2 separate regions of the Homo sapiens genome follow, and region 2 is linked to region 1. Evidence: chromatin loops called from intact Hi-C (ENCODE). Cell type or tissue: chondrocyte. All regions are shown on one strand. Each heading gives the region's core, and the rest is flanking DNA. Links, peaks and the distances in the headings are about the cores only. Region 1 has its middle 320 kb from the start of PSMD7-DT. Region 2 holds the start of LOC124903721 (a long non-coding RNA gene).

Region 1 (16,712 bases), core at 4,254-12,253:
TCAAGGATTATTTGAGATTCTTATCTAAATCAAGTTCCCTTCTTTTTCTTATAATTGAACAAGTGTTAAACTGTACCAGGCTGTCACAGCTGTCCCAATACGTGAACCACACATAGAGTAACAGCTTTCGTTACACATTTTTGTGAAGTAGTTTCCAGCACACTGTGATCAGAGCTTGCATATTTTTATACTACTCGCATATTGAAAATAAACCCAACATTTTAGATTATTTTTCTCATTGTGTATCAGGCCTGTATGGTTTCTGGAAGACAAAGGGGCAATTATGATTTTGTACCTACTGATCTGAATACAACACCTTGTTTTATTTTTGTATATTATGCTCAGTGTTTTGGTTAAAAAAAAAATTGGTTATGTGGGCCAATAAAGAAGTCCTGAAAAACTGTAGCTTAACCAAATTATTATCCATGGACTAAATGCTAATGCAATTTTTTCCACTTTCAGGATATCTTTAAGACAACATATCAAATACCCAAATCTTACAGGAGTGTGGAGGCCATGCCATATGACTTGGTTGGAGCTGTTAACAAAAGAAACATGGAAAAATCATGCAGTTTAGACTTTTAATTAAATTGTTTGTTTTGGATTCAAAAGCACTTTGTTCATTCAGCCCTGAGTACCAGTGGTGTTTCCAACCACAGATGACTATTCCCGAAATGACCACGGTTGACAGCTTCAGTGGTGGCTTTCAGAGTCTTTATTCGCAAAACACAGACATTCCGAAATGCCTTTATTTAAACTGTAATAAATAGACTATGCTTCAGAAACACTCTACAAAGAATAAGAATCTTTCTGCCTAAGTAAAAATGACCCTGTTTATCTGAATAGTTTTTGAATTAAATATCCACATGCTATTGTTTCAGAAACAATAAAAGTAATGATAGTCATCTATTGTTTATTGTCCTCTTCCCAGAATTAGAACTTAATTAGCTGCAAATGCCTTATCTTTTCCAAATCAGCATAATACACATTACCTAAATGTTGCCTCCTGTTGTTCAAGCCCTCTAACTTGGTAGATTCAAAATTAGCCAGTTATAGCAATGCTTTTCGCTTTAAATTTTAATAATAAACAGAGACATCCCCTTTCTTTCCCCCCACCCAGACCCTCCCTCTTTTCTGAAAACTGAAGTCTGCTGCTGAAAGGATTGAAAATCTGGAAAGAGTTTGGGGTGGACTGGCCAACCCCCTTTCATTTCCTTCAGATGTTTACAATCTAGCACCTTTCTGAAGACAAAGATGGGAAAAAAACCTATTTTTCCCTTTGACTGAAGGGTGAGACAGGGGGGTATTAAAAACTGATCAATGTAATTTTTTTCTCAGAAGTATTTGCACATCTGTGAAATAATGTAATTTATTTTTAAAAAACTTTTTATATGACATTCATGATTATAGCCCGATCTGGAGAATTATTCAAATATAAAATTAAATGTTCAAAAACTAGCTGCGCTGTGGATGGCTGAGCTTATCCCAGCTGTGCATTATACTTATATAATTCTATTAGAAGTATCAAAATGAGCCTTTCTAGATCTCACTGAATCTCTGAAAAGGGGAAGTGGTGTTTTCTAAGAAAGTGTGATGATCTACTTCTTTTTGTTTGTTTCATTTTTCCGTGGATCAGCCTCCAGGGGTCTAAAGATGCTCCCACCAAACTGTTCAAAAACAGTAACAAAAAAAGGTGATGGGAGAAGGGCTACTGAATAATAATAAAAGCATTCCGTAAAGTAGATTGTATTTTATTATCACAGGGTTTGGGAAAATCTGTGACTTAAAAGGAGGTTACAAACCTTAAAAGTAAATTCTGCTGTTTCAGTGAAATTGCTGGAGATATAATATGAGCCATCTGTAATTTCCCCTTCACTGCCCTGTTAAACACTGCAAGTCACTTTCACTCCCAGACCCTGATGCACCCACGCCCATCAAAAAGCAGTAAGTACCCCCCTGACTGAGGGAAATTTGCCCTCCAAATGTACAGTTTATAAACAAACTTTCCCTGACCAAATGTTAGAGCGAAGTTTTCCTTTCCATCCATATGCCTGTATACTGTCACCTCTGAATACATCTGCCTATAGGGAGGAATTCAATGTAATATTCATCAAATTCAAATTAATCCTGAACCTTACACAATCCATTCAAGGTAACAAATCGTCAATGACTTTTAAAATAATTGGAGCCCAGAAAATAAAAGACTATTAAATCTGTTTGAAGTTACAGATTGAAACCTACACCTCAAATTCTGTTACTTCCTTTTTTAAAAAATAAAATGCATTTCTAAAGCATTTACTATAAATTAAATATTTAAAAATAAACCAGAATTCGTTTATGGATTAATATTATCAAATTTTAAGAGGGAAAAAAAAACACCATTCCCATTATTTGAGGACACAAATTAACAGTCAGATAACCTCAAAAAAGCTTACATTTGAAAGAAAGGGATCTGCAGTTACCGTTTTTAAACACAGGAGCAAAATAAGGGCGAAGATATTTCTGCTGCCTAAGACAGACGGACTTTAATAACACTTAACAGAATGACGCACATAATAATCTCAGAAAGCACTTCTTATGCCTCATCCATCATGCCGAGGAGAAAATGAAGCCTTCGACAGCATTAGGAATTATTCTAGATCTTGTCAGTAATTCGCAGCTCCTCTGTAGTATCACAACACAAATGTGCGTGTGAGCGACACTGACCATTAATCTAGAGAGTTTTTTCGCCTCACAACAGCGTGAGGAGAATGTATCAATTGTTTTGTGGAGAAATGGCACATGCAAAGCCACACAAAATAAAACAAGGAAAATCAGGGAGATGTATGGGGAGATAAACAAACAGTGTATTAAGAAATAAACATGTTTTCTATCACTGTGAAAGAAATCAACACAGTATCCTTAGCAACTGGGTTAGGTGAATTGGGAACTATAAATGTCCTAGCTGAAGGACCAGTCTGTCACTGATTAAAAGTTTCTATAAAGTTGCAACATACTGTCCACATCCTTAAGTAATAAGCCCTTAGGTGATGAGAAAATGAAGGGTTTCCGCTGCTCTCTGGAAGAGGAATGCAAAAAGATCCACCTTCTGCCTTCAGTCAAAAATCCATATGGTCACCTGAGTTGTTTGTTTCACTCACTGTAAAGTTCTCCTTTCAAAAAATTGGGATTGGGCGATGGTAAGGATTAATAAAATTGGGAGATGCTAGGATTAATATATGCTAAGGATTATAAAATAAATTAACAAAATATCACCTTATTCACAGAGATCTCTAGCTGTGACAGCGTGTTGGCGGCAAAGCAAATTTGAACTCCCAGGCCTCGAGATAAAACAAACGAGAGATTTTGGCAGGATCTTCCTCAAAATGAACTCTAGTCTTAATAGTATGGTGACCATTCTAAAATGGCCTGTGCTCCAAAGAAAAAGGTTTATAAATATTTGCAAAACAAACTCTTAAAACATTCCTCTGAGTCTACTCCAAATCGATTTCTATACATGTTCTATAAAGATGAAAGCTAACTGGATGTCTGGTTTATGATAGATTAAAATGGTTTAACTTCCAAAATGATGTACTCCACACAGATGTGTTTCTGTGAAGTTCTGTGAACTACACCACGGCAACAACAAAAAAAAGCAGGCTCTTGTCAGATGGAATGAAGTGAATGCTTCTTTAGAGTAGATGAATTGGATTTGGGGCCAGGAAGAAACCAAAAAATTTAAAAAAAATACACAGGTGAGAAAAGGTAAACACAAACTAATAAATAGTAATAATAATTTTAAAGTTTTCTAAAGTAACACACACACTTTTTTTTGTTAATAAAGTATGTTGGGTAACTTAAAACAGCCCAAAATCACTTAGAAATTCGTGTTCAATGCACCCAGAGTTCTATCTCATTTTCAACACTTAAAATCTGAATTTTTTTTAAAAAAACAAACTTTTCCACCTCTTTGGAATGATGAGCAAATTTCAAGAGAAGATATAAGTGCTAAGTCCTCATCTTAGGTTGGACTATTTGACCCACTCCCAGCTGGGAGGAACGGTTTATTATTCACAAGTAACAAACTCAGCAGCAAGATAAAAACAGCTCCCAGGAAGTGGATGCAACGGGGCCCCTCCTTTCCATCTGCATCAGCCCACCTCCGTCTTCCTCTCCCTACCGCAAGCTATAAAGCTCAAATGTCTCTAGGAGCATCACCGAGGCCTGGCAATGGACAGGTATTTGTACTGAATAATGCTCACGTCAGGAATGAGTAAAACTAGGTTAGAAGTTGAGGTTTTCACAAAATAATGAAGAAGAAATGTCATGCTAGCAGCGGTAACGGCATAAATTGTGCTCATTCATTCATTATCCTTTTTCCCTCCCCTTCCCCCCACGGAAACATAATTTTTATTTTTCAGATCTACATGCTTGCGAGGGAATACGGCTTTTGCCATAGTTGTTGCTCTCTCGAAGCCCAAGATGAGAGACAAAGATGATTTGTAAAGATTAAAAAAATAGTAATAATAATAAAGATGGGTGTGGCAACACATTTCTTCTAGATTTCAATTCAAGGAGAAAAGGTAAATAGGATTTCCCAAACAAAATTACCTGGAGCTTTAACTTTTACTTTATCTAATTGAACTACAGAGAAAATATCAGCTAAAAATGTCACCTGCTCCACAGTAAATACACTGCTCCTAGTTCAGGAACTGGAGGAGGGAAAAGAAAAATGTTTACATTTCAATTGTTCAGATGCCGATTCTGAAAACGATAACAAAAGAATACTCAAGAAGATACTTCTGTGGGCAGCTTTCCGGGTGGATGTCTGGGCTGGCGGCTGTGATGTGGGGGCTAAGTGTAAGCAGAAACAATTCAGAGAGGCTGGGGTCCACCTTGGAGGTCTAGTTAAGGTGCAGACAGATTTCAGGCTAAAAAAAAACCGGGAAGGATCCCTGTTCCCCCAACGCCCGCCCCCTACCACCCCCCCAAAAAATCCTGTAAACCTCTGCTGTCTGGTAGCAAGCCCGCATACTCTCCAGTGCTGAGATAAAGACCCAATCTGCTCATCAAACACCTCCAGGCTCCACCATCTAATAGAAACAAATTGGCAATGACTGCCCAAGCTAGTAACACAGGCCCACTGATTTGTAGATTGATACGGATGCCTAATGATCCCCTTGGGCAGATCAATAGTAACAATCCTCATCCCTGCCTTTCTTCTTTATTGGCATAGAAGACTAAGGCAAGGAGAAAGCCGGTCTTAGAAGAGGCCACAGTGCTACCTGGGGACAGATGGGAATAAGGACACAGGTGCGGCTGTGCAGGAAGGAAGCTGCGCCAGACCCGCGCTCCAGAACTTTCCACTGACTGTCTCGATTCATTCCATGTTTTTGGCAGGCAAAGGGTGTAAGAATGGGACACGATATGCTTTTCTATTAATAGTATCCGTGCACAGTGTTCAGTGAGACCCAGGCTAGAGTCAGCACAGCTGCCTTCATCTGGGAAGGGGAAGAGAAGTGATGCAAGCCCCAGTGCATCTCCCAGAGAATGAACTTGGTGGACAGAAAATGCCAACGATGTGATGACAGAGAATGGAAAAAGGCGAACAAACATGGGAAGTTGCATCTTAGGAAAACTTAGGGTGAAGTACCTATGATCAAAGAGGGGCAATAATGAACCGCATTGTTTTAAGTATCATCCAAAGGAGGCAAGTGGATTCATGCGCTGTTGTTTGAACATGCTTAAAACACCCACTGCCTACCGGACCCCAGTGTATGGGTTAATTCTCACACACAGGAGCTATTCTCTGTGCCCTCACCCTTCTCCTGAGTGCAGGTTTTCTTGAAGTTGACAGCGGCTCACCCTTCTACTGACTCTTCTCCTTTCTGTAGGCCAATCCCATCCCCGCCCCCAGAGCCAGGGCTTATTTTCCATTTGTGTATTATTCTTGTGAATAAAATTATCCAATTAGGAAATCCATTTAAAGTCCTTAACAATAACAGGGAAAAACTAATGGAGTTGCTTTGGATTTTCTTTTTCAATAAATTAATGTTAGTGATGTTCTGTGGATTCTTAAGTGCTCATTTATATCATCAGGGTTATTGCACACATAACAATTAGTCCTAAATTTCTATACTGATTTGTCTATACTCTAGGAAGTCCATTCTCCCAAAGAAGTAGTAGACAAGACTCGGAGAAAACTTACTGGCAGGCAGAGCGAATTTGACTTCTAAAATAAATAAATCTATGACATCTAAAAACCTTTGTACTTCGTTGTTAAATTTTTTCTTCTTGTAATTGTAAGAGTGTAAAAAAAAAACCAAAAAAAAAAAAAACAACAAAAAAAAACCTCTCCCTTCTTCCCCTTTTACAACGACTCTGTGCACATTTGCAGGTGTTGCATACAAAATAGCCAAAAGGGGTAGGGGGCAGCGAATGTTCCATTTTTACTCCTGCATTCAGACCTGCAACTAGCCGCCTGAGAATTTGCTTTGTTCAGCAATCATTCTCGTTTGGTTTTGTTATTAAAGGGAGATAACACTGAATGTCAGAGATGAAATTGCATTTTCTTTATTGTCAACGGTTGAAACCTTTGCCACCCAACCGATCTAGTGAAAGATTCGGTTTTTTAATTTTTTGTCATAATAAAAATATTTTTAATCTGGTCCCTTCTTTTTCTCTTTTGCATACTCAAACACAGAACTGAAGCTACAATGAAAAGCCTTGGTATCCCAGCCCACTGCGTAATATCACAAATTAGTCATCTTCTCTTTCCTGTACGTTACATCGTCCTATTTAAATAAAAGCAAACGTGGAGCCGTGTTAAATTTTGACAGTAAAGGGTTTGCACTGATGGACCAAATAATCACGTGCGCTAGGGCTCCGGCACTGACCACTTAAAATTCAAATTTCACACTAACGATAAGTGTAATCATCGCAATCAGCATCACCACCACCACCATCACCATCATCACAATAAAGAGATGCATTCTGTGAGCTGGTGACATCAATCAACTGTGTGGTGCAGATCAGAAGAGGCGCTCCCCTCTCCCTCTCTCACTCCGTCTGTCTTGCTGGCTTCCCCCTACCCCACCTCGCCGCTCCCCCCCTCCACCTCACCCCCGCTCAGAGAAGTGATCACATTTAATTCATTGCATCATTATGTCATCTCCATACTAATCTCTGCCCTCACACCTCTGCCACTTTGACATGCAAATGAGCTAGAAAAAAGCCACACATTAATATAAAAAAGTCACAGCAATCATGTCATGATTTCCTGCCTCCCAGCCCCACAGCATTCCCTCCAATCCCCACCTCTCCCCCCAGCTCTCTTTCCAGCACGCTGTGCTGGTGATCACAAGAAACAACAGCAATCTGTTGAAGATCAGACGCTAAGACAGGGAGGTGGGGAGAAAGATACACACATACACGTGTCAGCAACGCGGCCCAGGCAGTCCTATTTGCATATTCACATGAGTTCCGTTCTCAGATTGCTTAAGCAGGGAAGAAGTTAGGTAGCTCCCCCACCCTCCTACCCTCCCCGATCCATAAAGAAAACAGCTACTGAGAAGGAAGGAGAGGGAGAGAGAGGGGGAGAGAGGACATATGAATGTAAAGGGAAAGAGAGAGAATATGAAAAGGGAGGGGGCATGGAGAGAGAGAAAGACACACGCAGAAAGAGACAGAAGGAAGAAAAGAGAAGAAAAGAAAAGCTGTCCACATCTACCTTACCTCAGCTAGCTTGCTTTCTGTTGCTCTTAAAAGGAATTCCCTGTGGTTCCTTTAGAATTTTTGAGAACCATCCTTCAGGGTTTTTAGTTCTCTCTCTCTCTCTCTCTCTCTCTCTCTCTCTCTCTTCCTCCTCCTCTTTCTGTGTTGTGACTGGGTTTATAAAAAAAATAAAAAAGACAACTCCATGTTAAGCTAGCAGTCAAGGAAGCATCATGAAGTCCAGGGCTACAGGGGGAGGGAAGAAAGGAGGAGGGTCACAGCTTAATGCTTTACAAAGGAGAACCTGGAGACTCTGTTTTAAAACATCCCTCTCACATACAATGACTGACAAAGACAAAAATATATGTACTTATATGTATACACAGAGACATATGTATGTTTTCACCAGTAAGCCAGATGTCAAAAATGTTCAGATTGTGGTGCAAGCAAATGTAGAAAAATTATGAGTCCTTCTGAAAACCCCATTGCGGATCCACTTTGCTGCTCCCTGGTTGCAGAGGGGGCCAGGCAGCGAGCTAGGGGCTTTATTTGCTGAATCACATTTGTGGCAATACCTGGGTAATAAGGGACTGACTCGAGATGGGGTTCCAGCTACTGCAATGAATTTCCCAGCTTTGATCAGTTTTCACCAGTACTTTCGTGGTATTGAAAATGTGTGAACATGTCCACAAATTTTCTGGCTTTTTTTTTCTTGCAACAACTTAAAAAAAAAAAGGAAGAAAAAGAAAAATTGCAATTAAATATATATATATATGCAAGCTGATGTCACAAATAATAGCTCTTTCTACATATTCCTTACGAAGTACAGCTGGTATGGATTTAAAACATAGAATGATTGGTGCAAAATACACCTTATTTTCTAGTGGCCTACTGTATAATATTATCCTAATTGACTTTATTAGCTCCGGTGAAATGTTACTGTCCCTCCAAGGAACCTGCCTTCGAAGACAAGCAAGATGCGGCAACACTGATGAACAGCAGCTGATTCAAAGAAATTAAGTGATGGTCTGTTAAGTGAAAGGAATAAAAACATTTTCCAACTACAATGAATGGCATGGAGTTTAATTCCATTTCTCAACCTGTTCATTTCAACTAGCAAAGACACAAAGACATCTGATGGCCTAAGAAACTTTAACAGGAATATAATTCTAAAACCTGGCCAGAGGGATACATTTACAAATTGGTTTTGAATCCTAAACTTGAATAGTAGGAAGCATGTTTCACTGTAAAAGAGGGAAGAAAAACATTTTTATGGTGAAGTCATAAGCTCCTTAATATTTATGTAAGTAGACATTAAATAACTAATATGGGCATTATAAAAAGCACAGTAATTGTAAGAGGAATGTGAAAACAGGAATTACAGCATCTATATGTACCCTGCACAAAGACCTAAATGTGGTTCATTATTTAAATCACAGCACATATCACATATGAGAGAACACTGTAATATATCTACAATTGACCTTGCAGGGAAAGGAAGAAAGGAAGGAAGGAGTTAAAAAGACGTTCGCCTTTACACCAATAAATAAAGAACTTGGGGGTCAGTTGCTGAGGGTGGGTTAAGGAAATGCCAAAATAAAAATTGTTTCTTTATTTGAAACAGAACTCTTGGCAGACACACATTAGAAAAATTAATTTCTCTGTGTCTCTCAGAGAAACTATGAGAAGAGAAATGTTTTGTATTCATGACCTGAATTCTGAGAGGAGGGAAAAAGGTAATTTTAAGAATCTGACCCTAGTGCATGAGTTATAGCTCAGTACCCAAAATTGATGAAAACTATCTATGACAAGACTCATCAATGAGTCCCTGAAATAAAGAGAAAGAGAAAATAACCAAAACATTAGACCCAGGAACATTATATTTCAATATTATCATAAGAATTAAATGTAATTCTTGAAGCGACTAGTCCCTGGGGTCACATATTAGGCCTTTTCCCACTACCCCACCCCTGCCTTATTTTTTTTTTTTTAATAGAGGTCATCCAGGCTGAAAAGAAAAACCCAAATGAAAAGCATCTTCAGTGTGCTTATAACATGAGCTGCAAGGGGTCAGCCAGCGTCTTGTATGGCCTCATAAAAAATACATAACCAGACAGCCTAATAGTATTTCTTTGCATTCGTTTTTGGATGGAGAATGGGGGTTGGGGGCTGGGGAGGAGAAAGGGTTGATGTTGGTAGCTATGATGGGAAACAAACAAACAAAAAAAAAACACAAAGACAGCAGAAAAAAATATATGTTTAAAAAGGGGATAGTTAGATCATCTTTTTCTTTTATGAAAACATATTAAGCACAATTCTAAACAGCGATTGATTTACACTATTCTATTGATTTACACAATTCAAAAATGTGATCAATCTCAATTTTTTAAGACAGGAAAAGGTATATCTACGGGTATCTCTCTGCCCTCCTATTTCTCTCGGCTAATCATGTGAACTGGAAGCTTAGCAATGCTGGGCCTCTCCCAGTTCATGTTTTTAGCAATGTAAACACTCACTCAAATACAGATGTATAAATGACACTTATTTTGGATGATTTCTGAAACTGAAAAAAATAATAATAAAAAAGGGGAAATATTGCTAGGGCTTCTGCTTCCACTCAACACAGAGGATGCAGAGAGACATATTACAGAGGGAGAAGATGGAGCAGCTAGGGAAAGAGAGAGAGAATGGGGAGAGAGAGGGAGAGAGGAGGAGAGACAGAATAACACAATTGGACAACAAATAAAAATAAATAGCTCTAAATGCTGGGGAGATGCAAGAAGCACTAAATATATTCCTTCCCCTCCCCCTCACTTCTTTGCTCCCAAATATAGCCCAGAGATGAGTGACCCTGCTGGGAAAGATGGAGGCAGAGAGGTGACCCCGCGCTAACCAGCCTGTTAGAACTAATAAGGTGTTCTCCTAAGCCACTCCACTGACATTAGGGCAGTACCGAGATCACTCTCTTTGTTACTGCCTACCTCAGCTTGAAATTTACTACCCCATTACCTTATTAAAGAGACAGCTCTCATTCTCTAGATTTGGTGAAGATAAATAACTGCATTATTTTTATTTAAATGTTATGCTTGTACTCAGTAGTTCAGATATTAAAAACCTACGATTTACAACACAGTCACGTGAATAATCTGCCGTGGGTGACTCCCACTGAGACAGAAGAAGAAAGGCAAGAAAAGCCTGAATTTATTTCTCTATTCTCTTTCCTCTCCCCACTCTCCTTACTCCATCTGGGGGTCAAAGAATAGGAAATATTCTTCAGAGTTGCTGAAGCTGGGTAGTAAGTTCAGCATGGCACTGTGTTACTGTAGGTGGGGCATCATCTGTAACTTTTTCATGAATAAGACTCTGTAACCGAGTTTCCCACTAGAACTTTATGGTTCTTGGCCGGGTGCGGTGGCTCATACCTATAATCCCAGCACTTTGGGAGGCCGAGGTGGGCGGATCATGAGGTCAGGAGTTCGAGACCAGCCTGGCCAACATGACAAATCTCCATCTGTACTAAAAATACAAAAATTATCTGGGCGTGGTGGCTCACACCTGTAGTCCCGACTACTCAGGAGACTGAGGCACGAGAATCACTTGAACCTGGGAGGTGGAGGTTGCAGTGAGCCGAGATTGCACCACTGCACTCCAGCCTGGGCAACAGAGTAAGACACCATCTTAAAAAAAAAAAAAAAAAAAAAAAAAAAAAAGAACTTTATGGCCCTTAATCATGCAAAGGAGTGTAAACTTTTAGGGGTTTTACATATTGTTTAAGGATGTGTTTTAGTCTTCCCATAATAATTTAGTTTGCTTGAGGAGCTTGATATTAGCAGGTCCTAAAGGGATGGAAGACAGGAGATACCCTCAGCCATCCAGTCCCCCAAAAGCATCCCTGAGATGCTTGCCTCATGACATAGCCCAAGAGCACACAGGCTTACATATGCTGAATGAACAGTCAACGATCAATCAATTGAAGACACCCAGAGATCCTTTCTTTATAGCAATCATGACCAAAGCAACTTTAGAAATGGACACATATCTTGGCTGGGTGCGGTGGCTCATGCCTGTAATCCCAGCACTTTGGGAGGCCGAGCGGGCAGATCACGAAGTCAAGAAATTGAGACCATCCTGGCCAACATGGTGAAACCTTGTTTTTACTAAAAACACAAAAATTAGCTGGGCATGGCGGCGCACGCCAGTAGTCCTAGCTACCCAGGAGGCTGAGGCAGGAGAATCACTTGAACTTGGGAGGCGGAGGTTGCAGTGAGCCGAGATCACGCCATTGCACTCAAGCCTGGCGACAGAGTCTCAAAAAAAAAAAAAAAAAGGACACATATCTTGAATGAATTCTACCTGACTGACCTACAGAGACCATATCCTACCAAAGACTCTGTTTAATCCTGTCTAAATTTATACTACTGGTTTAAACAAACTATTCTGTAGTGTTTTAGAGAAATCGTGTCTACTTAGCAAAAACTCCAAGTTCTTTCATTATTTTGTAAACTTATTCAGGCAATGACTTGCCTCCAATAAATGGTGTACTAGTTCAGGTTCAATACCCTTTGTTACCAAGTGATTTCCATGGAATAGGTATTTGCTGTGATTGGACTTAAACATAAATAATTACCATTAGAATATTAGTATATCATAAAGGAAGGCACATGAAGAATCAACATCTCAAGAGACACCTAAGAAATAAATGGACAGGCTTCCCTCTGCTGAATAACAGCTTTCAAACACAATGTATGTTGTTGAGTGAATTAATTTATGAGTTACTAGTTAAAAAGCAGAACCAGGACTACTCTGCTTGCTTTGTGCAGGGCATAGTACCACTATATAATCACACACAGGCAGGGGCCAAGATGCAAGGCGGTACTGTCAAAATATACAAATGGTGCTCTTAGGGGAAGTCTGAGCTGTGGTCTGGCTCAACCATTAAGCTACTATGTGAACTTGTGAATATCATTTAACGTCTCTTGGCTCTATTTTCCTTGAACATAAAATGAATAAAATGTGGAACTCTTGTCAATAACATGGTTCTACTTCTTTGTAAGATAAATAAATGAAATAATATTGAAATACTCTTTCCTTTTAAAATGGAAGCGCTCAAGAGCCTCCCAGCCTACGTGGTATGAGCATGAGGTCAGTGGTGAGGAGAGGTGTGTGCCCTGAAAGGTCCATCAGCCCCATGGGTCCTCAACCATTATTGGGTCATGAGTTATCTTATTCCTCGTCATGTGCAATGCAGTACATAATCGTTATGGAACTTTGTTTAATACCAGAAGCCGAAAAATAAAGTAGGGAGCGTATTGAAATGAATGGCCAGGCACAGTGGCTCAGGGAGGTCAAGGCAGGAGGATGGCTTGAGCCTGGGAGTTTGAGACCAGCCTGGGCAAATAGCAAGTCTCTGTCTCTACAAAATAAAATAAAAATAGCCAGGCATACTAGCACTCGTGCCTGTAGTCCTAGCTACTCAGGAGGCTCAGGCGGGAGGATCATTTGAGTCCAGGAGTTTGAGGCTGCAGTGAGCAATGATCATACCACTGCACTCCAGGCTGTGCAACAGACTAAGACCTTGCCTATAAAAAAAAGAAAAGAAAAAAGAAATGAAGCTTCATGAGGAGATTAAAATAGTAAGAATTGTGCCAAATTGCTTCCAGATGTTCACAGGAGACATCTATCTGATCAAAATTCTTATATATCAACATACGACTCTATTACTTGAAAAACTTTAAAACGAACTATATGTATGTATACATATGTATATATACACATACAACCCACAAAATTGTATTTAATTTGGCTTTCACTAACATTTTCCGTCAATACTATTTCTTTAGAGAAGGGAAACCCCACACCGCCCTGATCGCATTGTTTAAAGCACAAATACAAAATTTTTTTAAATAAATTAATTTTATAGCATAATATCTGAGAATTTCAGATATCACATCATGAAAGCAATTTTTGCCTTTTTATACTAACCCACATTTCAATTCCAAAATGACATATGAAAATAATGTCACATTCTTTTTTTTTAAACAATTCATACTTTTTCCCTTTATAATGTCTTTTAGGTAAATTTTTAAAGTATTTTCATTAACTTAAAAAAGGCAATATTTGTTTACAAATGCTATCATTAATGACTGTCCTAAAAGCAAATTATAATACAATTCTTAATAATGTACTAATCCAAGATAAAATAGTTTTCACTTAAAATTACCGTTTCATACCATACAAAAATGATGAACTGATTTTTAAAATTCCTAAGAGGGTTGACAAGATTATAAATTACTATGAAAATGGTCTATGGGTCAAAAAAGGTTGGGAAATGCTGATCTCTGAGGTCTACTTTAGCTCTAAAATTCTATATTTTAAATGAGACACCTCTGACTTTTCTAAATTAGTAGAAAGTAAACTTGCAGAGACTGCTAAATTCCCCATCTCTCACACTAGATACTTCCAATTCACCTGAATATAGCATATCAAGCCTAAAAATTTAAACAGATGAAAATCTGGAAATGGGAAAAATAGATAAATGCATTTAAAATGTGAACTTATCCACTGTGTCTTACATTTCCACATTGTCTATTTGCTGGGTTAGTAATTTACTTTCTCCAACAGGCCATTTGAGCCTCAACCATTGGGAGACAGTAGCCTACACACACTGTTATATACTGGTAACCAACTAGATTTAAAATGTGCCTCAATTTCTAACCAAAATTTTCAGTAATATCACTCAAGTCACCAAGAATATACTTTCAAAGAATCAAGCCAGTGACAGAATAAAGAAAAGCAACAAGACCTCAAGACATCCACATCTCTGGACTTACGGATCCGAGGAGAAGGGGTAAGGTTGCAGCCTTATTAACAGGGGTCACCTAGTTCTTTATGTGATAGTTTGGATCTTAAATTAATATCTATCAAGGATGTAGGTTCCCAAAAAGTGGATTATAATTGGTCCTGGACTTTAGAGGGGTAGCAACATTTTTCTGTAAAGAGTCAGACAGTGAATGTTTTAGGGTTTGCAAGCCATACAGTCTTCCTCACAACTATTCAACCACTCTCATAATGAAACAGCAGCCATAGAATATACATAATCCATGGAGCATGGCTGTGTTCTCATAAAACTTTCTTCACAAAAAAAAGTGGTAGGCAGGACTAAGCCTGCAGTTTGCTGATCCAAATCTATAATAACTTTTCTAATAACGCAATTGAAGGATGGAATAATGGGTGGAGCTGTACAATAGAAATGAAAGAATTAGAGAATCTTAATGATTCCAAACACATAAATTTTAAATTTTTCTCTGATTCAGATTTGTGGCCTGTATATAGTATGATATCAAGGTGTATGTACTTCAGTTTCACCCTTTCAAAGTGCAGTAAACTCACAACTAACTCCCTGAAGAGGCAGATCAGGTAATATTTGTTCCATTTTATAGATATAAGAATTGAGGCTCAGAGACAATGACTTCTCGAAGATGTCTGATATCATAACTGGCAGAGCTAGCTCTGTCCTAGGGTTCTTAGGCAGTTTCGTTTGCCCCTTCAAATAAAATTACTATTTAAACACACATACACGCAGAGTTTGTTTTCAAGATGAACCAATGCCATAGAGTAAAAATTTACTAATAGAATTAAGGTATTTTTGAGAAGCTTAGAAAACAACTAAATTAGCAATAAAATGACCTAAGTTATAAAGTATCAATTCTGGCCAGGAACGGTGGCTGATGCCTGTAATCCCAGCATTTTGGGAGGGCAAGGCAGGCGGATCACCTGAGGTCAGGAGTTCGAGACCAGCCTGGCCAACACGGTGAAACCCCATCTCTACTAAAAATAGAAAAATTAGCCAGTTGTGGTGGTGGGCACCTGTAATCCCAGCTACTTGGGAGATTGAGGCAGGAGAATCGCTTCAACCCAGAAGCCAGAGGTTGCAGTAAGCCAAGATCATGCCATTCACTCCAGCCTAGGCAACAGAGTGAGACTCCGTCTCAGAAAAACACAGAATACCAATTGACATATTTGGTTAGGGTCTTGCCTTTGAAGTTTCTTTTGCTGAGCTAGATAATTTGCAGTTATCTCAGTTCTTAAATGTTTGGGAATCACTACCCTTTGTAACAAAGATGGCTAGATGTCTATGGTTCAGGTTTGTTGTTGTTTTTTGTTTGTTTGTTTGTTTTTTAAATCAACTCTATATACAGTCAGAATAGCAGATATATCCATTTTGCAGTGAAACTTCCTTCTATTTAAGTTTTCTTTATCCCTGCCTTTCAGTGCATTCCTTCAAAAACATATTCACGTGCTACACTCAAGTTTCACAAATTTGAAAAATCCAAACCCAAAATAGTCATGCCAGGTTTACCATGATATTCATGTGGAATTCTTTACACTATAAAAACAAAATTTCTTTTGGGGAGTAATACTTATCAGTCAAGAGCCATTTTCACAGAATATGATGTCGGTTCTTAAGTCATGTAACAAATCGAGGTTTTGATTTGACATCATGAAAATGACAGTGTGGTAGATTAACACGTTCCTCTCATAGTTTGCATCTAATGAGAAAAAAGCAAACGCCGACTGGATACATAATGATAGGGCCTTGCCAAATGACTTTTTAGGACATTGCAGGTTTCATAGAAGGTGGAATGGAGGAAAATAATGGGAACACTCCAACCTCACACGGCATGTACTAGTTCAGAGAAGCTAAATTCCAAAGTACCCTTACCGTAACAGTCCCACTGTAATATTCCCGTTTCAAATTAATCCTGAGACTCCCATACTTATCCATAAGAATTTATGACAATTCATTTTCAATAAATGTGGAAGATAATAGCAAGGAAGTTTTCATTAAAGCACATTTTTAAATTTTTCAATACTGTATTCTGAGTTGCATTATTAAATTGATCAGCTCAAAATGATGGATCAGTGATTTAGAATGAATGCAGGGTGTAAACGGAAAAATAACCATGATAATTAAAATCATTAAAGTGATAATCCCATCAGGCTCAGAATCCAAAGAATCA
Region 2 (16,712 bases), core at 3,033-11,032, 51 kb after region 1:
TAAATCCAAGAACCACACTTCCATTTGTCAATGTCTTTTTTAGTATGTTTCAGTAAAACGTGATAATTCTCCTATCAAAAAAGTATGCCCAGCCGGGTGCAGTGGCTCACGCCTGTAAACCCAGCACTTTGGGAGGCCAAGGCGGGTGGATCACGAGGTCAGGAGATCAAGACCATCCTGGCTAACACGGTGAAACCCCATCTCTACTAAAAATACAAAAAATTAGCCGGGCGTGTTGGCACATGCCTGTAGTCCCAGCTACTCGGGAGGCTGAGGCAGGAGAATTGCTTGAACCTGGGAGGTGGAGGTTGCAGTGAGCTGCGCTCCAGCCCAGGTGACAGAGCGAGACTCCGTTTCAAAAGAAAAAAAAAAAAAAAGTATGCCCTTCAAGAAGAAGGAAAATAACCCCAGAAAGGAGGCTTGAGATACAAAAATAAATGGTAAGCAAATAAAAAGAAACATGAACGTAAATGCAAACAAATAATGTCCATAAAAGTATTCATACCGATGATGATGATGTATAAACTGTGGTACTAACAACAAAAGGTAGAATTAAACTATTTTGACAATGATTGTACATGACTTTTGAGGAACAAGATAAGAGTTGTAAGAACAATGACTTGGAGAGAAGATTAAGATATTATTTAACTACACAAATGGACAGCAACAACAAAGTTCAAACAATCAGAAGATAAGGCAAGGAAGGAAGGTAAAAGGAGAAAGGAAATAGCAAGAGAAATACAAAACAGATGATGATAGAAATATAACCAAGGAAGAAAGGGAGAGTTATCATCTTATGGGTATAGACTTTTGGTCTCATAGGAGGAAGAATTTCTAGAGAATAGTTGCACAACAATGTGAATATACTTAATATTACTGAACTCCACACTTAAATGGTTAAGATGGTAAATTGTATGTTATGCATATGTTTACCAAAATTAATTTTTTAAAAGAATAGGAAACTCTCTTCTGCTAGTATGAATGTTAAGTAGTGCAGCCATCTTAGAAAAAAAAAAAAGTTTGGCATTATCTAGTAAAGTTGGTGTCCAAACTCTATGATGTAGGAGCTCATTTCTACATATGCCTTAGAGAAACCCTTGCGTATGTAACCAAAAGACATGTACATGTAACTGAACTATAACCAAGTATACTTGGTTAAAAAACTGAATCCAAGATGTTAATCATTAACAGTGAGTAGACATTTTTAAAGATATTTGGAAAAAAATCAACATCTAGAGGCTTCCAGCCATGTAGAATGCTTGTTATCAGACTTGTGCTTCCCTCTACTATATACAACTAGGAACTGGGTAGAACATATGAAGCATTGACGTAATGATGGGAAAAAACATATGACCAGCTCAATGTGAAAAAAAATCTGACAAAATGCAACATCCTTTCAAGATAAAAATATTCAATAAACTCTGGATATAAGGAAACTATCTCAATATAATAAAGTTCATGTATGAAAAGCTCATAGCTAACATACTCAGTGATGAAAGACTGAACTTTTTTTCCTCTAAGATCAAGACCAAGATGAGGATGCTCAGTTTTGCCACTTCTACTCAACATATTAATAGAAGTGTTATGTTGTATATTAGAACTCCTAGCCAGAGCAACTGAGCAAGAAAAAAAAATAAAAGGCATCCAAATTGGAAAGGAAAGAAAATTGTCCCTGCTTGCAGACAACATGATCTTATATGTAGAATACCCTAAAGATTACACGTGTGCACACATGCCTACACATACAAACTGTTAGAACTAGTTAACTTCACGTGTGCACATGTGCCTACACATACAAACTGTTAGAACTAGTTAACTTCAAAGTTGCAGGATATAAAATCAACACACAAAAATCAGTTGTGTTTCTATAAACAGTTGAACAATCAGAAAAGGAAATTAAGAAAACAATTTTATATACAGTAGCATCAAAAAGAGCAAAATACTTAGGAATGAATTTAACCAAGGAAGCAGAGGACTTATACACTGAAAACTCAAAGGCACTGCTGAAAGAAATTAAAGACAACACAAATAAATGGAAAGTCATCCCGCGTTCACGGATTGTTAAGACTTAATATTGTTAAAACAATCTACAGGGTCAATATACTTCCTACCAAAATCCCAATGGCGTATTTTTTTCAGAAATACAAAAACCACCTAAAATTTATACTCAGGGTCTCAAAACCCTGAATAGCCAAAACAATCTTTTTTTTTTTTTTTTTTTTTTTTTTTTGAGACGGAGTCTCACTCTGTTGCCAAGCTGGAGTGCAGTCAGCTCACTGCAACCTCTGCTCCCAGGTTCAATCAATTCTTCTGCCACAGCCTCCCAAGCAGCTGGGGCTACAGGCACGTGCCACCGTACCCAGCTAATTTTTGTATTTTTAGTAGAGACAGGGTTTCTCCATGTTGGCCAGGATGGTCTCGATCTCTTGACCTCATGATCTGCCTGCATGGGCCTCCCAAAGTGCTGGGATTACAGGCATAAGCCACCATGCCCGGCCAACCAAAACAATCTTTAAGAAGAAGAGCAACATTGGAGGTTTCACACTTTCTGATTTCAAAACTTGCTAGAGAGCTATGGTTATCAAAACAGTGTGGTCTTGGCATAAAGAGACATATAGACCAATGAGATAGAATAGAATGCTCAGAAATAAACTCTTGCATATACAATCAAATGATTTTTGACAAGGATGCTAAATCCATTCAATGGTGAAAGAATAGTTTTTTCAACAAGTGGTGTTAGAAAAACTAGAAATCCACATGCAAAAAAAATTAAGTTAGAGCATTACTTTACAACATAGACAAAATTCGAAATGAATTATAAGACCTCAAACCATAAAACTCTTAGAAAAAAACAGAAAGGAAAACTTCATAAAATTGGATTGGGCAATGATTAAATATGATACCAAAAGCACAAGCAACGAAAGTCAAGGTAGATAAATTGGATTACATCAAAATATAAAACATCTGTACAAAGGACACAACAGAGTGAAAGACAACCTACCAAATGGGAGAAAATATTTACAAATCACCTATATGTTAAGGGGTTAATATTCAGAATAAAGGACTCTGTAACTCCACAACAACAACAAAACCCACACAACCTGATTTTTAAATGGGCAAAGGAGTTAAATAGACATTTCTCCGAAGAAGACACACAATTATTGAAAAGATGTTCAATATTATTAATCATTAGAAAAATGCAAATCAAAACAACGAGTTATCACCTTACACCCATCAGAATGGCTACCATCAAAAAGAATATGAAAAATTTACAACCCCTGTGCACTGTTAGTGGAAATGTAAAATGGTGAAGCCACTATGGTAGATGGTTATGGCAGTTCCTCAAAAAAATAGAGTTAGCATAGGATCCAGCAACTCCACTTCTGGATATATATCTAAAAGAACTGAAAGTACAATCTGAAAGAGATATTGGTCATCCATGTTCACAGTAGCATTATTTGTAACAGCTAAAAGTGGAAGCACCCAAGTATCAGAAGAACCAAGTCAATGGATGAATGGATAAACAAAACATGGTAGATACATACAATGGAATATTATTCAGCCTTAAAAAAGGAAATTCTTACATATGCTATAACACGAATGAAACCTATAAAACTGTCACGAAAAGACAAATACCATGATTCTACTTATATGAGGTATTTACAGTAATTAAATTAATTGAAGCAAAAAGTAGAATGGCAGTTGCCAGGGGCAGGCAGCAGGAAGAAAGGGAGAGTTATCATCTTATGGGTATAGACTTTTGGTCTCATAGGAGGAAGAAGTTCTAGAGACTAGTTAAACAACAATGTGAATATACTTAATATTACTCAACTCCACACTTAAATGGTTAAGATGGTAAATTGTATGTTATGCATATGTTTACCAAAATTAATTTTTTAAAAGAATAGGAAACTCTCTTCTGCTAGTATGAATGTTAAGTAGTGCAACCATCTTAGGGAAAAAAAAAAAAAGTTTGGCATTATCTAGTAAAGTTGGTGTCCAGACTCTATGATGTAGGAGCTCATTTCTACATGTGCCTTAGAGAAACCCTTGCGTATGTAACCAAAAGACATGTACAGGAGTATTTTGGTATGAATAACAAAAAAATCCAAATGACTATTAACAGTAGAAGGGATAAATTGTGGTCTATTAATAAAATGGAATAACATACAGCAATTAACTTGAGTGAATTATTAGCTGCATGCAGCAACATCAATGAATCTCAAAAATATATTGTTAAAAAATGAAGCACTTTACAGAAGAATACATGCCATGTAATTTTACTTATTTATTTATTTATTTGAGAAACTGATGTTTATTTTCCATCAACCATTTTTCCATGTTGCTTAAGAGCCCATGCAGGGACAGCTTAAGACCATTCAGTGGTTGCTCCTACCCATTCAGTGGCCTGAGCAGTGGGAGCTGCAGACCAGTCTTCCGTGGCAGGGTGAGTGCTCCAGTCTTCAGTAGGGAACTGCTGAATAGGCACAGAGGGCACCTGCACACCTTCAGACCAGTCTGTAACCTCAGGCTGAGTAGCAGTGAACTCAGGAGCTGGAGCAGTCCATTCACCCTGAAATTCCTCCTTGGTCACTGCCTTTTCAGCAGCAGCCTGCTCTTCTTTTTCAATCTCTTCAGGATCTCTGTAGAAGCAGAGCTGAGGCATGACCTCCCAGGGGTGTTCATGGGAAATGGTGTCACGCATGCGCAAAACTTCCCGAGCCGGCATCTACCACATCAAACCCACTGAGTGAGCTCCCTTGTTGTTGCATGGGATGGCAATGTCCACACAGCACAGAGGAGAATCTGTGTTACACAGAGCAATGGTAGGTAGGTTAACATAAGATGCCTCCGTGAGAGGCTGGTGGTCAGCCCTGGGTTCAGTAAGCACAAGAAGCGGTGGCTCCGGGAAGGCTGCCTGGATCTAGTTAGTGAAGGTTCCAGGAGTAAAGCGGTCAGCAATTGGAGTGGCTCCAGTGGCAGCAGCAAACTTCAGCATGGCCCTCTGGCCAGTATTCCAGGAGGATATAACACTGACATCACCAGGGTTTTCAATGGCAACAATGGCACGAGCTGCCAACGGAAGCTTCTCCCAGGTCCTCTTCAGATTTATGATGTAGATGCCATCACTTTTCCTTTTATAGATGTACTGTTCCATCTGGAAGTCAAGTTTGGTGCCACCTAAGTGGGTTCCTGCTGCAAGGAACTGAAGGACATCCTCCTCCTTCATTTGCAGGACATCAGGGGCTCCAGACATTGCGAAAGTTTCCCTTTAAGTTACGACGGGAATCCAGAACAACGCTGTATGGACACCTCTGTAGGTAGTGCGGAAAAGCGTAATTTTATTTATATAAAGTGCAAAAAACCATGCAAAACCAAGTCATACATTGTTTATGGATACATATATGTATTATACAAATTTATATAAAATCAAAGGAAGAATTAGTGAAAGATAATGGCCACCTCCAGGGGACAGGGAAGAGTGTACACACATAAATAAAATGGATACATGGGTATTTGTTGTATTAGTCATATTTAAGTTCCACATATACATAATTTTATATTCTTTTATATGCATGTTTCACAATTTTAAAAAGTGCTCTTTTCATACTTCATAGTGTGTTATAGCTCTAGTACAGCAAGTTATATTCCCGGTGCTGCCAAAAAATTATGAACTTTGAGATTAGACAAGTAATTATTTAAGATACAATCCCTGCTCTAAAAGAGTTCATGGTGAATAACAAACAGATGCCCTCTAACTATAATACAGCATAAGAATTAAAATAGACAAAGAAACTAGCATAGTTACTGATCTTGAATAGCAGATGCACAGTAAATATTTCGGTGATTTATAGACGAAAGGTTCTTGGAGGAGATGTGTTTCATATGGCTTTGAAATGGTGATGGGATTTTCTCGTTGATTTTAATGAAAGCATACATAAATGGCACTTTGTAAGTTTCCTAGAGCCTTGCTATTCTGTTTGTTTGTTTGTTTGTTTGTTTGTTTTGAGATAGAGTTTCACTCTTGTTGCCCAGGCTGGAGTGCAATGGTGCAATCTCGGCGTACCGCAACCTCCGCCTCTCGGGTTCAAGCGATTCTCCTGCCTCAGCCTCCCAAGTAGCTGGGATTATAGGCATGCGCCACCACAACCGGCTAATTTTGTATTTTTAGTGGAGACGGGGTTTCTCCATGTTGGTGAGGCTGGTCTTGACTCTCAACCTCAGGTGATTCGCTCGCCTCAGCCTCCCAAAGTGCTGGGATTACAGGCGCGAGCCACTGCAGCTGGCCAAGACTTGCTATTCTAAATGTGGTCATGGACCGGCTATATTAGCATCATTTGGGAATTTTTTAAAAACGCAGACTCTTGTGCCGCCCCCACAAAACTTACCAAATCAGATTCTGCATTTTCATAAGATACCCAGGTGATCCACATGCACCTTAAATTTGAAAAGTGCTGCTCTATGGTATATTTATGTTATTTTTAAACAGAAATAGCCATCTAAAATGTTTTCTCAAGAATGTCTAAAATGTTCATTTTGCTGCCTTATCTCTGTGATTTCATTACATTTTATTTATATATACATATACGCTTCATATAATGTATAATGTTATTATATATATACATATATACACATATACATTATGGAAATATACTGTACCCAATTTTGACTCCCAGATTCAAACCCTTCCTCCCCACTCTACTTCCATAACCTTGTTTATACTCTGGCTGACCACGAATTTCATTCCTTACTGTTTAAAAGAACACATTCCCTTAATTTTTTTTTTTTTTTGAGACAGAGTTTCGCTCTTGTTGCCCAGGCTGGAGTGCAATGGCGCAATCTTGGCTCACCGCAACCTCTGCCTCCGGGGTTCAAGTGATTCTCCTGCCTCAGCCTCCCAAGTAGCTGGGATTATAGGCATGCGCCACCACACCCGGCTAATTCTGTATTTTTAGTAGAGACGGAGTTTCTCCATGTTGGTCAGGCTGGTCTCGAACTCTCGACCTCAGGTGATCCGCCCACCTCGGCCTCCCAACGTGCTGGGATTACAGGCGTGAGCCACCCCACCCAGCTGCATTCCCTAATTCTACAGAACATAGTCATACATTGCTTACAGATACGAGTATGTTCTGAGGAATTAGTCATTAGGCAATTTTGTCATCGTGTGAACATGTACTTATACAAACCTAGATGGTACAGCCTACTATACACCTAGGCTATATGGTATAGCCTATTGCTCCTATACTATAACCCTGTTGAGTGTGTCACTATACTGAATTCTGTAGGCAACTGTAAAACAATGGTATTTGTTTATCTAAACATAGAAAAGGTAATGCACTACCCTATGACTTTAGGATGGCTAAGACATCACTAGGTAATAGGAATTTTTCAGTTCCGATATAATCTTACAGAACCACCATCACATAGCAGTCTGCTGTTGAAGTAAACATCATGTGGTACACGACTATACACAAGAAGTTGTTGTCTGAGAACTTATTCAGAAGTGACTTGAATATCTCTTCTCTGTAGAGCAATCCATCCATTAATTTTTTTCACTTATTAAATGTGACATGTCACAGACCTAGTCCAAGCTCTGGGAAAGCAACAACGAACAAGACAGACAATGTTCCTGTCCTCGTAGAGCTGGCATTTGGCTGGGGAATGAAATGCAAAAGAAAGTATTATTATATTAATGTTTTATTCAATATGAAGGCAATATTTCAAAACTTAACTTGGCTGAGTTTTCAAAACAGAAAGTTAATAGGTTTGTAGCTTTCTGTCTGACATGAGCTCATAGGATCACAGAACCTTGAAGCCCAAAGGTACCTTAGAGAATATCCAATTCAACAGCTTATTTACACCTGATACTTAGAGATGTTAAAAAGCCAGACTGGGGTCCAAATTTTGTGAAATTACTATAAAGTCCATTTATTTAGATTATTAACTGTATATATTAAAAGTCACGTTCAGCGGCATTTCAAATCATAGCATTAGTAACATTCCAAGAGAATGTGTTTATTTCTTGTTCTTTTCTCTCAAGGAAATCGATTACACTGACTTTGAGTTACTTATATTCACAGCTAGCACCGAACAGATTTAATAAATATAAATTTGGAAACACGACCAAAAGCCAAAGTTTGAAAGAAAAATTAAAGAACACAGAAGGCTCTTTTGAATTGTCAAATCATAAAGAGGAAACATTGTTTTGTTAATTTAAAGTATGGCTCTTTGGCTATATACCCAGTAATGGGATTGCTGGGACAAACAGTGTTTCTAGTTCTAGACCATGGACACAGGGAGGGGAATATCACACACCAGGGCCTGTTGGGGGATAGGGGGAAAGGGGAGGGAGAGCATTAGAACAAATGCATAATGCATGCGGGCTTAAAACCTAGATGGTGGGTTGATAGGTGCATCAAACCACCATGGCACATATATACCTATGTAACAAATCTACACTTTCAGCACATGTATCCCAGAACTTAAAGTAAAATTAAAAAAAAAAAAAATTCAAAAAAGAATACTGTGAGGAAAAATAAATAAATTATAGCTCTTTAAGCTGAGCTGTTTTTCCTTCATTTAAGCACCTCTTTGTTTTTATTGGGAGACTAATGACTACTTGCATAAGAGGATCAGACCTTAATGGGGAGAAAAACAGCCTTGAAATACAAACTAAATAAGATTTCTTGGGTCGCAGGTTAAATTCATCACATGCAAGTTCAAGTTCTGTGGGTAAGATTCATTCAAAAGATTGGATGGTATTTTGACATCATAAATATCTGAATTTCCACCTCATAACCCAAGTCGTTCCCAGCACCTGTCTATTTATCAGTTACTACATAATGCACCCCATTCTTTTCCCTAAAGTGAAATTACTTCAGAGGAACAAAGGAAGAAAATTTACACTAACACAAAAGTTGTGCTCTAGCATTTCTTTTACTCATTCATCACACAAAAAAAGCCACGGTATTCTGATTTTAAGTTTTCCGTTAACAAGAATCTTACATTTTTTATTTTCACATCATGTGAAACATAGAAAATGTTGAAATAATAATAAACCTCCAATCTTCAAAACAAAACGTTTTTCCATCAGTATGCAGAAATTTTGGCTATTATTAGGTTCCCCAGGAACAGTGAACTAACCTATTTTTATGTGGTTTCTGAAAATATTTATTCCCCTGGTTGGGAAGTACTCAACCCTTGCCATTTTTCTTGGGAAGAACCCATTACCTAATAAGGTATTTATCTTTCCCTCGGAGCTGGCTTCCCAAGAAATAAAGAAAACAGGCAGAATGCTTTGAAATGATGGTGGAGCACATTTTTAAGAGGAAAAAGGAAAAAAAAAGAACAGATTCTGAGAACATTAGTCTGAACCCAAAAGAGAGAAACACTTGTAATCAATTTTCTTTTCAATAATGTAATAAATGCCGCCTGCACTTTGTGTGCCTAAAGAGAACCATTCTGAGATAAAGGATGTCTCCCCAACCTTTTATACTGAACCGGTGGTTTCCCAAATTTAATATGCATGAAGAGTGCACGTGAGCCCTCTTAAATCCAAGAGCCAAACCCTGCCTGTGCAATAAATCTCACCACTACTCCACTATTAGACAGGGGATTAAAACTAATCTAGCAATCCCCAAACCAAGCACTGAGTGGATTAAAATGCAAAACGCATGGGAGTAGGAAGATGCTTAATGCTAAATAACAAACATTTCAATCATAGAAATCATTTTTATCTTCTTGTTTATGCTAAGTAGATACTATTAGACTTAATATCTGTATTAACACGAGTGGAGAAAAGAAACAGTATTACCAAGACCCAAGTATTTTAATGCCTTAGAATACCTGGCCCAAAAAACAAAAGCAAACAAAAATGAGCTTAATAAAAGGACTACACTGTGATCTTTAGATTAATTGTCTACTCCTTTAAGGTCAACTCAACGATGCTTGACCTTTTTAATTTTCCTTTAAGCCAATGCAGTACACACTATAAAGGTTGAATCAAGAAAGACAAAACAGTTTCCAGGGTTCCCAGCCTGAAAGTGGAGCAGGCTTTCTCTGAGTAATGCCTATGTAATATTTAAGTCAGCAAATGCCTTAACCATCATCTTCTTTGCCAAATTATCACAGCACAACAATAGGAGAGTCCCCATTGCAGTGAACCCAGAAGAGGCCCTTATGAGGCCTGCACCCCGTAAAGCTGTAGCTGATCGCAAATGTAGGAAAGTGAACACGTGCAGGCTCTCATTAGCACTGTCTATCCAAAGAACACAATACACACACACATCTGGCATCTCCTAACGGCTATGGAACCCATTACACACAAAACCAATGACTTCGCTCCAACTGCAATCCATATAATGCTGGAAGGAAATCCATAAAGTTTTATCTGAATTACTGTTGTACCTTTCAACTCTGTCATCTTCCTCAATTTTCCACTCCTGGGTTCTGTTATACCCTCTCTCAGACATCTGCGTTTCAACTTGAATCCCTTCCCCGGGCCCTTCCCTACCCCCACTTCCCTATAAAATATTCTTCAAGTCTCCCCTCCTGTACCATGCTATGCGATTCCTACCAAGTCAGGCTCAGTCTTTCTTACGTAGAACAATTTCTACAAATGGTTGTAACACTGACATGGAGGTTGGTCCTGGGACGCTTACCTCATCCCCAGCATTTGTTTCCAAACACAAAATCTAGGAGAAAAATTGGACTATTATACATAAGTGCAGTATAAAATGGAAGGTATGCACACAAAGCTTGGACTAGCCTAGGCATTCATAACTTGTTTTCAGTTTTCAAGTATTGGTATTCATTTCATTTCCTCTCAACCAAGTCCTCATGGTTCAGAAAGCTTTACACATTACACAGTAGTAAGAGGAGTTATGAATTAACACTTGGAGTTATAAAATAGGAATAGGAAGATCTCTGATTTCAAGCATTGTGATGCGTAAGTTTCTGCAGTGAAATCGCTAAGTCATCTCATGTTTATAACAACAGAAAAAAGAAGTTGAGATTCAATGTAATGTGACTTCCTCAAAAAAGCAGGTTTTGTCATATATGTATATATATATAATTTTTTGTCATATATATATATAATTTTTTGTCATATATATATATGTATATATATATATGTATATATATATATACGTATATATATATATGTATATATATATATATGTGTATATATATATATATACACATATATATATATATCATTTTTTTTTGAGACTGGATTTCGCTCTTGTTGCCCAGGCTGGAGTGCAACAGCGCAATCTCAGCTCACTGCAACCTCTGCCTCCCAGGTTAAAGCAATTCTCCTGCCTCAGCCTCCCGATCTTTCTTACCTTTTCAAGGGTCATAGAATCACTACATCTTAGGGAAACAATAAAAAAAATAAACTAGGTACTGGGAAATTCTTCAAGCATGGCTCAGTCAAAATGATGTGAACTTTCACTTATGAGGACAGTTTTGTAAAAATATTCCAATGTTTCTAGGTTCTGATAGCATATCTGTCTCATCAGCAAAGACCACCAACGAAGTCCCAGGGATCTTCAGAAATCACCCCAACCCCTCAAGCAAATGGACTTCTCAAAAAGCAGCTGATTTTGTGGAAGGAGTTCCCAAATCCCAATCAGTTGGCCAGGGCTGGTCCATGATGAAACTTTCACCAGCCTTCACCAAGTTAAATTTGTTTAACATGCAGACAAATAATTGTTTATTCTAAGATTATCTCCTCCCTATACTTTCAGTATTCAAATCTCTTTTATGAAGGGATGATTACAATATGTGACGGTTGATTTATTTTCTGTTTGCTTTCTGCGTTTTGTTTTTTCACTGGGACACATCTTTCTTGGAAAAATTTTAATTGGCAACATTTTGAAATTTAATGATCCATGAAGTCCAAATTGCTGGGACTTTGTGGAATAAGAAAAATGTTCTAGGGACGAAGTTTTCATCTTTCTTTCCAAATACTAATCCATCTCACTGGTCTAGTAATCAGATGAGAGGATGAGAAAAAATTGTTGTGTTGGCTTAGTTTTAGCTAACTTGGATTTAATAACCAAGAACGATCACCACGACAGAATAAAGTTTTCTCCTCGAGATCCTGACTGATAGATTACTCAGCTCATGGCGGGATTGATTCTGTGGTAGGAACAGAGAGAACAATAGGAAAAAGGTATGGAATCTGGGTACATAAATCCCCACACACAACAATCTTGAAAATGTAGGCCTGTCATTGCTGATTAGAAAGTTCCCCATCTTCTTGTTTCCACCTTCCTTATTGTTGCTTTGAGAAGCTGGAAGATTACTTACCTTCTTGAGGTTGGAGCTGTCTGGCTCCCAAAGGTTTGTAGAATTTCTCCACGTTCCCATCTGCCTGCTGTGAATTTCACTGCACATCCACTGCTGCTCACCCATGGATCTAGAAAATATTCACTAGAAACTCAAATGCCCATTTCTCATCTTTATGTGATTTTCGTGGGTATGTGTATGTGTGTGTGATCTTACGATGCTGTTTATAAGAAGATATCATTCGTCACTTAGAAGGCAAGTAGTATTTTATTTTCAGGATCCTCCGAAAAGCTGGGAAAATCTCATCTCCATTATTTTTAGGCACTGTCACTGTCTCTCAAGACATAGGTTTTAATATGGTATCGTACCAAAAATGATGGCAGTGTAGCAATTTTGGGCCAATGTATGGGCATCCTTTATCATTGCCTAGTGCAGCAAGTCATTTGAAGTGAGGGCATTCAATACCTACAGGCATTCCTAGTTGAAATTCCAATTAGAAAGGAAAATAAAGGACAATTGTACAGCCTGTTAAAAGTTGGACGATTCCAAATAATACGGAGAGAAAGAATGTCTGATGGCTTTTTGGATCTCTTGAGTATTCCAGATGATACTCTACTTGCAATACGTTTTAAACCCCTAGGAAAGACCATTTCTATGACCATTGAAGATGCAGGTAAAAAATCATCCAAAGAAAAAGACATTATACAAAATTGGTCTTAACAAATACTTATTGGCCACCCTCACCATGCCAAAAATGAAATCCCGGTATCAATCAGGATGATCAGAAAGGACCTCTGGAATATGCGGCTCTTTGACTTGGTTTTTAATCAGATGTCCCCAGAACTCGGAGCTCATGAATCACAGAACTGAAAATGATCCTCAGCCATCACAGAATTCATTCGCCTCCCTCTGAGAGGAGCAGTTCAGAAAGCATTGAAATCAAACCACCTGGCCTTTTCTTTTCAAATGCCCTGAGAATGTGCCACAACTCTGCTTTCATCCCGTATCCCAGTGTTTCACTGCTCTTGCTGACAGAAGAGAATTCTCCCCGCGAGTGGATGTCTAACCTAAATCCTTCATGCTGCAATGTACGTCCATTCCCTTTGTTCAAAATGACTGTTTCTTCTCACACCTGCTCCCCATTAGGTGACTATTACATACTTCTGGGTAATCATTCTAGATGAGCGAAAGGCATAAACTACTGCAGCTGAGGGTAGTAGCATATTTTTCCATGCAGATGTGTGAGTCATCATCAAATTGTGAAATCTTTGTGAGTAGGAGCACATGGGAAAGATTGCCTTTTGCCAGCTCTTCTCCGATTACATGTTATAAGGAAATAGACAACAGAAGTGCAGTTAGAAACAGAGTAACATTGGACCTACAAACACAAACACACACACACAATTTATGGGCTTTAGTTGGAATGAAACAAGAATTTATAAGCTGGTATGTGCCTTCTGTTCTAAGCACTGCTGAGTTTCTGATGCTTGGATACCATTTCTTATGCCTCTGCTATCTAAAGCAGGCTATCATTATGGGTGCGTGAAACCAGTCTAACTTGCTAATTCTGCTAAAACTCAAACCTGTCACTCTGGTTGTTTTATGCCATATAGTCAGAACAACCAGTAAATGGTATGCTTCATAGGTTAACTGTTCTGAAACAATTTAGATATAGCCTCACGGAGAAAACAACATGGTTCTGCTTCCTGAGGCTATGGGGAAGTACTGTTATCTAATACATTGCTCACTAATGCACTGTGTGCCTAGATGATCCACATCTTAGAAACTCCCAATATGGGTCACAGATTGGCAGCATCAGTACCACCATGGAGCATGTTAGAAATAGAGTCGCAGGCAGGCCGGGCGTGGTGGCTCATGCCTGTAATCCCAGCGCTTTGGGAGGCTGAGGTGGGCGGTCATGAGGTCAGGAGATTGAGACCATCCTGGCGAACACAGTGAAACCCCGCCTCTACTAAAAATACAAAAAAATTAGCCGGGCGTGGTGGCGGACGCCTGGAGTCCCAGCTACTCGGGAGGCTGAGGCAGGAGAATGGCGTGAACCCAGGAGGCGGAGCTTGCAGTGAGGCAGTGAGGGGACATGGCGCCACTGCACTCCAGCCTGGGCAACAGAGCGAGACTCCATCTCAAAAAAAAAAAAAAAGAAAGAAAGAGAGTCCCAGACCTCCCTCCAGACTGCTGCTTTTTTTTTTTTTTTTTTTTTTTAGACAGAGTTTTGCTGTTGTTGCCCAGGCTGGAGTGCAATGGCGCAATAACGGCTCACTGCAACCTCCACCTCCCAGGTTCAGGCGATTCTCCTGCCTCAGCCTCCCAAGTAGCGGGGATGATAGGCATGAGCTACCATGCCCAGCTAATTTTGTAATTTTTTTTTTTTTAGTAGAAACAGGGCTTCACCATGTTGGTCAGACTGCTACATCTTAACAAAATTCCTAGGCATTTCATGAATACGTTTAAATTTGAGAAGCACTGACTTGCTTCACTCCTCAATGCCTCTATTTCCTCATCTATAAAATGGGTATCGGCCGGGTACAGTGACTTACACCTGTAATCCCAACACTTTGGGAGGCTGAGGCAGGAGGATCACTTAAGGCCAGGAGTTCGAGACCAGCCTGGTCAACATGGCAAAACCACATCTCTGCTAAAAATAGAAAAATTAGCTGGGTGTGGTGGCACATGCCTGTAATTCCAGCTACTCAGGAGACTGAGCCACGAGAATCACATGAACCTGGGAGGCTGAGGTTACAGTGAGCCATGATCACGCCACTGCACTCCAGCCTTGGTGACAGACTTTGACTGTCTCAAAAATAAAATAAAATGGGTATCAACTGACACCTGTTACTTGCTTCGGAGCAAAGGAGGATTAATGTCAGAGGTTTTTTTCCCTCTCCCAGGAATGGTCTCTACATAAACACAGCTTGGGGGACTCGTTTCATTTGCTGGAACAGGCAATGACTGAACATGTTTTGGAAGAAGAGCCAGGACTCCTTCCTAGATAATACATCTGTCCTTCATCCAAACTTCTCTTCATGGCCTCACGGCTCCAGAAAGCAGCAGAGCCGTTCAACCCACTGCCTTTGGAGAAACAACCAAGCCTGATCCCAATGAAAACAGCTTTCCTGCTCCCTGTCTTGGCTGTCAAACACAAACACAGACACTCTGTGGGTGAAGTCAGCCCAGCTGGATGTCTGCTGCTGAGCCATCTGCAGAACAACTTGCAGACTAGTAGCTTGACTCTGGCTAAGACAAAAGGCAAGGGGGAAGCTGGGGGAGAAAGGCCACAGCCTGACTCCAGGGACTTTCCCCCTCAGTCCTTCCTTCATTCCTTCCCTCGGAAAGGATAAGAATGGAAGGAACAGATGAGGACTTCATGCAGCTAGCATGCTTTCATGGCTGTCAGGCAAAACCCTAGCCAGATGCCCAAGGGACGCTACAGAGCATTCACATCACACCTACACCCCAAGAGCCATGTCATAGGGACAGAAAGAGGCAACCCCCATAACATAAAAATTCAGAAATCAAGAGGGCACTGAGGCTGGGCATGGTGGCTCACACCTGTAATCCCAGCACTTTGGGAGGCCAAGGCAGGTGAATCACTTGGGTCAGGAGTTCGAGACCAGCCTGGCCAACATGGTGAAACCCTGTCTCTACTAAAAATACAAAAATTAACTGGGCATAGTGGTGGGCACCTGTACTTGGGAGGCTGAGGCACAAGAATCGCTTGAACCCAGGAGGTGGACGTTGCAGTGAGCTGAGATCGCACCACTGCCCTCCAGCCTGGGCAACAGAGTGAGACTCTGTCTCAAAAAAAAAAAAAAAAAAAAGAGGGTACTGAATCACTCTCTCCACTCATAATCCCAACCCTCCCCACCCCCGGGTTTGTGCAGACACTAGACAATAAACCTTTTAGACTTACCAAGAAACAAAAACAGATTGAGCCCTTGACCTCCCAGTTACCAGTTCTTTTACATCTAAAGACCTGGGTTAGAGAGAGCACATGATTTCTCTGCCAGAGAGGCAGTGGTAGACTCAGTTTCTTTAGGTTGAAGTGACCTGAATAGCAATGTCAAAAAATGTAAGATCAGTCTTGCTGACTTTGGAACCACATAGACAAGATACTGTGAATGTGTCATTTGATTCCACTAGTGGTTAATAAAGGCAACCCTGAATACTAGTAAGGTAGGAAGAAACTAACATTGAATTCTGAGTGTACACACGCACACACACACACACACACACACACACACAACATAGACCAGGTTTCCAGAGGTGCCAGTTGTTCAGTTCAAGCCACAAAACAGCCCTTAGCATGCTAACCTGCAGAATAACAGCCATCCAGATTCCCTCCCAGCCTGATCCCACTTCATTTATCCTCTTGACCTCCTTACCTCTTACTCTTTCCT

Evidence for each region. Hi-C counts contacts between places; a loop is a spot of excess contacts. Peaks named below come from ENCODE experiments on the same cell type or tissue, not always from the same donor. Only the 100,000 strongest peaks of a DNase experiment are listed, where the experiment ranks them.
Region 2: it touches region 1 in a loop (5-fold over the local background); 3 of 110 quality-filtered maps call a loop at or near these places.

Annotation. Positions count from the first base shown.
Region 1 is chr16:73,883,938-73,900,649 of GRCh38, forward strand. It overlaps a transcript of ZFHX3 not described here. Among named protein-coding and RNA genes, the nearest start is that of PSMD7-DT, 320 kb to the right of the region's middle. In chondrocyte, for the core only: no CTCF peak of the experiment used is centred there; no DNase peak of the experiment used is centred there.
Region 2 is chr16:73,936,268-73,952,979 of GRCh38, forward strand. It overlaps LOC124903721 (a long non-coding RNA gene), which reads left to right and starts at 4,736. Exons shown (of 2, transcript XR_007065118.1): 1 at 4,736-4,826; 2 at 5,145-5,516. It also overlaps the pseudogene RPSAP56. In chondrocyte, for the core only: no CTCF peak of the experiment used is centred there; no DNase peak of the experiment used is centred there.